Linked DNA regions of Homo sapiens: region 2 is linked to region 1. Evidence: chromatin contacts called from ENCODE Hi-C data. All regions are on one chromosome and are shown on one strand. The core of a region is the stretch at or near the end of the contact, and the rest is flanking DNA. Distances in the headings are between cores, read along the strand shown. Region 1 holds the start of NOC3L (NOC3 like DNA replication regulator). Region 2 holds the start of SORBS1 (sorbin and SH3 domain containing 1).

Region 1 (3,539 bases), core at 365-2,864:
GGTTGAAAGAAGAGTGCCAGATGGACCTCTTGGTCTTTGTGGTGGGATCAGGAAATTGGTACTTTTTTCCCTCAGTCTCTCTAAGAGCAACACTATTCAAGGGGCTCAGAACCCTTTGAGCCGCACTACTGGGTTTTCCCACCTGCTCAGGACTGCGAGGCCAGACTCTGTGTCAGGGCCATGCTCAAAAATCATAGACTCAAAAAAACCCACAAAAAACTTGAAGTGGAATGCTTAAATTTATTGAGAAAAAAAAGTCTTTGAGAGACAAGCACTTTGATACTCTTATTCTTGCAATCCATAAAACTTCCTGTAAAAATGAACGACTTTAGGCGGGGCGCGGTGGCTCATGCCTGTTATCCCAGCACTTTGGGAGGCCAAGGTGGGCGAATCACGAGGTCAGGAGATCGAGACCATCCTGGCTAACACGGTGAAACCCCGTCTCTACTAAAAATACAAAAAAAATTAGCTGGGCGTGGTGGCGGGCGCCTGTAGTTCCAGTTACTCGGGAGGCTGAGGCAGGAGAATGGCGTGAACCCAGAAGGCAGAGCTTGCAATGAGCCCAGATTGCGCCACTGCACTCCAGCCTGGGCGCCAGAGCAAGACTCCGTCTCAAAAAACAAAAACAAAAAACGACTTTGGTGAAATTACTAAGCAGACAGAATTTACCCAAAGTTGTAAGATACTGAAATGCAGATACAGTTTTTTATTTTTATTTTTATTTTTTAGACAGTCTTGCTCTGTCACCCAGGCTGGAGTGCAGTGGTGTGATCTCGACTCACTGCAACCTCTGCCTCCTGGGTTCAAGCGATTCTCCTGCCTCAGCCTCCCGAGTAGCTAGGATTACAGGCGCACGCCACCATGTCTGGCTGATTTTTGTATTTTTAGTAGAGACAGGGTTTCACCATGTTGGCCAGGCTGGTCTCGAACTCCTGGAACTCAGGTGATCCACCCGCCTCTGCCTCCCTAAGTGCTGGGATTACAAGCGTGAACCACCGCACCCAGCCATGGATACAGTTCTTTATCAGCTAATGGTTAAAAATTAAAGCAAAAAAAAAATGCAAAATAAAACACTAAGAATCACAGACTTTTAAGTGACCAAGGCTGATGAGAAATCATTCGCCATGCTACAAACACGGCCAGAATGTCCGTCGAGGGGCAGGCATTACACACAAAAAATAAGCTTCTTTCTGCCCTCAGGACTGTATGGAGGAAAAAGACTACGAAAATCAGTATCTATAACAGCATGAGATAAGCAACGTGAGGAGAGGCACAAAATGCAATGAGGTGACCGAAAAAACCAAGTCCTCTCATTCTGAGAGGAGGAGCCCGATTTCCCCAAGGTTTTAAAAGAAATAAATAGGGCGAGAGTCAAAGAATCATACTCAGATAACCTTGCAAAATGCGCCCCTCCCGCCCGGCTTCCCGCCTTTGGCACCGACGCCCTCGGGGCTTCCCTCGTGCCAGTCCGCGCGCGCACGCCGGGGGGCAACCGGTCCAGGGCCGCGAGACAGTCACCGCGAGAGGGCGCGAGCCCGAACCTGTCTACGGAAGTCCCGCCCTCACTTCCGGCGGCGGAGGATTGGGAGGGACTGAAGGCCGTTTCCGGCTCTGGTAGTGTAGGGACTTCGGCACGTGTGTCATTCCCCGGGATTTCTGTAGTAACCCTGCTTCTGGTGAACTTGTCTGGCCGGCATTCATTTAAGGCCTAAGGATGAAGGCGGTAAGTGTCCTCAAAAGCCCGGTCGCCGCGGCCTAGGGCCCCTTCGGGTGATAGAGTCACTGCCTGAGTTAGCTTTTAGGCAGGTTTTCACCCGTGTCTAGGGGGCGGTGGTTTAGACTGGGGGCTTTCCATTCCTTACACCGAGCTCATCCTTGGTTACCCACTGTGTGCGCGCACCACTTCAGAGTATCACGAAGAGACAGGCACGGAGTTTTGCATGCGTGGGATTTCATACTTTGAAGGAATTTTTCAAGACCGTCTTTCGAACTCGTTTTTCACAAATGAGAAGCAGGGTCCTACCCTCAGCGAGTTTATAATGTGAGTCACGGTACCCATGAAGGGTAAAGAGATAGAAAAGCAAGTGATTTGTCCTGGTTCTCCCAGAAAATAAGAGGTAGTCCTGGGGTTCAGGACTAACTTTGGGATTTCTGAATGAGTCACCAGCAAGAGAAGTGGAATCCAAAGATCCGAATTCAGTTTTGCCCTCCTTAGTTTATGGGTCTTTTGGCAGCTTCATCAGTAATGTGAGGATAACAGCAGTCAGTACTCAACTAGGCTGTTAGAGGTGATTTGTTGGAGCACTTTGTAAGTAATAAAATCGTAGATAAATGTAAGTTTTATTAAAGACAGCCAGCATTTTGCTTTGAATGTGTTAAACTACAGGTGTGTTAAACTAGCCTTGAATAGCCACTTACCACTACTAGATCAGTGGTTCTTAACCTGTTTGGGGATCGTAGAACCCTTTGAATTGCTGTGAATTGGGATTGAATAACTGATGCTGTAGCGCTCTTCTGTAGGATTAAAGCCATCGTTTGGTTTTAGCTTTTATATGCAAGTCTGTGGCTGTGGGACATTGAAATTGTGGAATTGGTCTAATGAAATTTGTAATCAGTTCTCTTTAACCTGATTTAAAAAATAAGTTTCTGGGTATGCAGTATTCTTTCTGTTATTTTCTAGAGAAGAAATAAAAAACAGATCCCAAGCTTTCGCAAGTTAATAAAAACTAGTAAAGTCAAACTTGAAAACAAGCTAAAAAATAAGCAGTTTAAACAACAAAGCACTCTCAAGAAGTACCGAAAAGAACAGAGGAAACTAAGGCAAGCTGTGAAAGATGCTGTGTCTAAGAAACCCATTCCATTGGAGAACCCAAAGGAAAAGCGACCAGGTAATTGTGAAAACATCATGTGCTCTGGTTTCCATTGATTTATTCTGAAGTGTTCTTCATGGAAATAACTTTGCTTTCTAGTAATCGCTTTTCTTGTTCTCAGATCTTCCTAGAGTGGGTAAGGATAGTAGTCCTATAGGACTGCTATAAAGCATATATGCTTTATCACAGTCAGTATGAGAAAACATTTCAATACAGTATTCATTCAAGCTTCTGCTTTTAGTTTGTCTGGAAGGCAGATCTGAAGATGCACTACTTGGGAAAACAAACTGAAAGTACTCCGTTACATAAATATTGGGCAGTGTGCCAGTGCTGCCACTTTGCCATTCACCAGCAGTTAGGTAAGGTAAGAACATTGCTTGTCTCTGGTTCATTCTTCACAGTATTGCCAAGGTACACTTCTAAACTTCTGACTTTCTTTTCATGTGGAAACTTGGGGTGAAATTGAGTTGTAATTGTCATGGTTATTTTGTAAAACTATCTAAAAATTATTAAGTACTCAAAACTTGTAAGGAATATGACTATTTTGAGTCAGGCTAGTTCTACAACTTTGCTGGTACTTTTAGGGTATTCTTATTTGACTATATCAGATTATTAGACAACTATTCAGTCTTCTCAGGTCCATTTTTTAAAAATTATTATTATTATTTT
Region 2 (3,539 bases), core at 306-2,805, 1.2 Mb before region 1:
ATAGGAGAGCCGGGGAAGTGTTCTTTGAAAAGCTGCAGGATGAGGTGCAGATAGGGGAAGGCCGTGGGCTGGGGGCTCCCTAGGTTGAGTAGTTCCCCAGTGTTTTCTCATTTATAGAGTAAGCTTCCAGATGGCTAGGACTCTTCTTTTTTTTTTTAATACACAGCAGAGGACACCAGGTGGTCACCAAAGACTTGTCACCGTTCCCTGACATCTAAGAATCTTTGCTGATGAGTTTCCGATCAGTCTGTGCAGTTATCAAGGCCAGTCTTTACCCTGCCACCCACAGCCTGTTCACTGAGAATGTGCTCTGGCTGAAGATGCTTGCAAGGGCAGCTGACAAAAATCAGTTGTGCTCAGCCCAAAGGGCGAGTGTCTTATCTTCAGGGATGTGGGAAGCTGGGCATGGAGGGAGCAAGTTCCAGACCAGTACTTGCTGGCTCTGCGACCTTGGGCCAGCAGATTCCCCACTCTGATCCCTGTCTCTGTTTCCTTTTCTGTAACTCTGAGGGGGACTAGAGGAGGTCAGGAGAATGGCATAGCACAGTGGTTAGCTCTGAACCCCATCTAACACGGTGCCTTCCCCCCACTTGCAATGACCTTGTTGCATTGTATGCACTCTACTTTTCACATTGTAGAGGATCTTATTTATTTACTTGTCTCCACTAAAATGGAAGCTTCCTAAGGGAAAAGGCCTTGCCTGTCTTGTTCTCTGCAGTTAACACTGGGGTCCAGCACTGCCACAGAGCCTCTAAATATATGTGTGTTGCATGAGTGAAATCTCAGAGCCTGGGTTCAAATCCTGGTTGCACCACTTGCTGTGTGACCTCGGACAAGCCACTTAAACTACACCTCAGTTTTCCTGCATAAAAATAGTAATTATTTTCAGTTTTCTCACTAGAAAAATATGGATTAGTAATCGTTCCTCTCTTATCAGGCTAAGAGGATCAAATGAGGAAATATCCGGGAAGCATTAAGCACACTGGCTGGTACAGAGCACACGAATGACAACAGCAAACGTTTATGTAGCACGACGGCCAGGAACTGATCAAAATGCATCACCTATGTTAACTATGTTAATCTTCACTAGATTTTACGAAGTCGGACTATTATGCCATTTTACAGATGGGTAAACTGAGGCCCAGGAGTTAAATAACTTATCACTGTTATTTTACGTCTAAGGTTCCTTCCAAGCTCCCCGTGGGCGACCCTTCCGAAGGACCAGAAGGCGCGCCAGGCCAGCGTCCGGCCCGGCCAGGACGGAAAGGGTTACTAGGCCCGCGCGCCCGTTACCGGCGGAGGCCGGCGGGCTCACAATGCCAGGAGCCGGGCGCCGGACACTTCTTCGCCTCCCATCCGCGCACACGCCCCTTCCTGTCACGGCTGGGCCCGGCCCCGCCCCCGGCACCGCCCGCTGGCCGGGCGCTGCCAGAGTGGACGGTTCCAGAGGCATGCTAATGAGGGGGCGGGCACCGCAGCCCATTGGTTGTCCGCGGAGTGTCGGTGAAGTCAGCGCTGAGTCCCAGAAAAACAGAGCGGGGCCAGCTGCAGCGTGTAGTGCGAGTGGGGCGGACGCGCGCAGCCCGCCCGCCCGGCGACCAGCAAGGTAAGCCCGCGCTCGCCCGCCCGGCCGCGCTTGCCCGCTCGGCGGCGGCAGCGCCGGGGGTGTGCGCGGCTCGGCCCCCGCGGGCGGCGCCTTTGTTCCGCGCTCGGAGGAGGCGCATTTAAAGGGCCAGCTGTTGGAGGGACTTGGGGGACCCCCTCCCCCAGAGCATCCCCCCATGGGCACAGGGAAAGCGGTGGTCCCTCGCGGCCGAACCGTCCATCCTGCCTGCTCGGCGAATCCCCAGTCTTTCAAGGAAAGTTCCCCAGGGTGCGGAGGATCTGGGGGCTTCCAGGGTTGGGGGTTTTTAAATTTCCTTTTTTGGTGGGTGTGGGGTAGTACGATCATGGCCTCTGCTAGGAGAGAATGTCCGCCCGTCTCAGGGTGGCTGCAATTTGGGTGGGTGGAGGAGACATCAAAGCCCGAATGGGTTTGTGCTGTAAAGTGAAACTACCGAGGAGGGGCACCTCTGCAGCAGCCAGAGGAAGGCGGAGGGAGCGAGCGGCGGGATGGAGGCATCTCAGGTGTGTTCATTCATCAGCATCCCCTGGAGAGGGCGGCGGGAGGGGCGCAAGGACGACGCGGTTGGCCGGACCCGCCTGAATGAACGGGGACTAGTATGCGCCGGGGACACGGCGCCTGCCCGTGCCGCCCGTGCCCCTTCTTCTCCCCGAGTGGCTGACAGCATCTTGCTAGGCAGCTCATCACCGACATGGACAGCAAGCAACTCCTTTCTCCGAATTCCCCGGGCATCCCCTGCTACCACCTCGCTGCTTTCCGATGTGGCTTCCTTGATACGTGGTAGCGCCATTCAAGATAGAGGGGAAAGAGGCTTGAAGTCATTATGTTTCCTTCATGGGGGAATGTGCTGTCGAATTCTGCATCCCCATGCATCCGCTGTCGTAAGATGGCTTTGAAATTCACCAGTGCATGCTTTCTCCAGGCAGACAAGAATTTATTACGCTATTACATTGCTACGTAAAAGCAGAAGGGATCCCACTGAGCATGGCTCGTTTTGTTCAGTCCTCGGTTTTTCCCAGCATGTTCTGGGCGAGCCTTTGGATTTTTGTTTTAAACACTGAGCGTTGGGATGCCCCTGTTGTCACAGGGCCGACCTGCTGAAATTGCTGGAATTGGTTTCATCGTCAATAGGAGGGAGGTTCATCTAGAGACATCATGGAACCTATCTGGCGTGTCAGGCCTCTGACTCCATCTCTCCCCTCAACACCCCCCCCCCCGCCCAGCCCCCCGCGCCCTTTTTTCCTCTTAAGTGGAGGCGGGGGATGGATTGGCTGTCTTCACTCTCCTTGTGTTTTGAGCTCCTCTGCTTAGATTCAATTCTGTGGTTTTGGTTGGAAAGGTATCTTGGTGGTGATCGAAGAGAGGAGGGTTGGATTAAAAGTGGGGTGGACACAGAGGGGTCAGCAGCATCAATGACAGAAGACAGATGATGGACATATCTACAGCCTTCAGACACCGATGAGGCAGATGGCTGTCTACAGAGTGAGGGGCGTGTGTTTGGGCTGTGAGGGGGAGGGGTGGAGGAGGAGGATGCCTCCAGCAGTTTTCTGCCCCGCCCTCTGGATGCTGCCTTAAATAGCCCCTTGCCAACCAAGCTCTGATGTCTCTTTCTTGGCCTGAGGGGAAAGAAGGGAAGGGTTGGTCTGTTGGCACCTTTGCCCAAGGCACTGTTGGAGCAGATGGTTAGGAAAGGGTTAGTTCTCCAGGGGTTGCAGAGAGCACATTTCTCAGCTGGAGGGCCCTGAGACCACTCCTTTGGCGACTTCCCTGCAGGGAATTAGCAACTGAAATGAACTGCTGTCTACCCTGTGGGGTAAAGAGTTGGGAGGGTATTGTCATCTTGTGGACGATACCCGCCTTGTTGGCCTTTTCCTTCTCCTACCTGCTTTCATTTGTTGTAGTTGGAGAGTTTCTG

Evidence for each region. A loop is a pair of places that touch in the nucleus more often than their neighbours do. Pooled maps may share reads with other maps.
Region 2: a loop to region 1 is called in a pooled map, with 9 times the contacts of the local background. The contact joins the promoter of SORBS1 here to the promoter of NOC3L in region 1. A Hi-C loop is called at or near these places in 5 of 50 pooled maps.

Annotation. Positions count from the first base shown.
Region 1 is chr10:94,361,014-94,364,552 of GRCh38, reverse strand. It overlaps NOC3L (NOC3 like DNA replication regulator), which reads left to right and starts at 1,614. Exons shown (of 21, transcript NM_022451.11): 1 at 1,614-1,723; 2 at 2,681-2,888. The coding sequence starts at 1,715. RefSeq lists a silencer at 1,411-1,540 and an enhancer at 1,681-1,940.
Region 2 is chr10:95,559,387-95,562,925 of GRCh38, reverse strand. It overlaps SORBS1 (sorbin and SH3 domain containing 1), which reads left to right and starts at 1,555. Exons shown (of 33, transcript NM_001034954.3): 1 at 1,555-1,606. RefSeq lists silencers at 1,206-1,575, 1,616-1,725 and an enhancer at 1,210-1,972.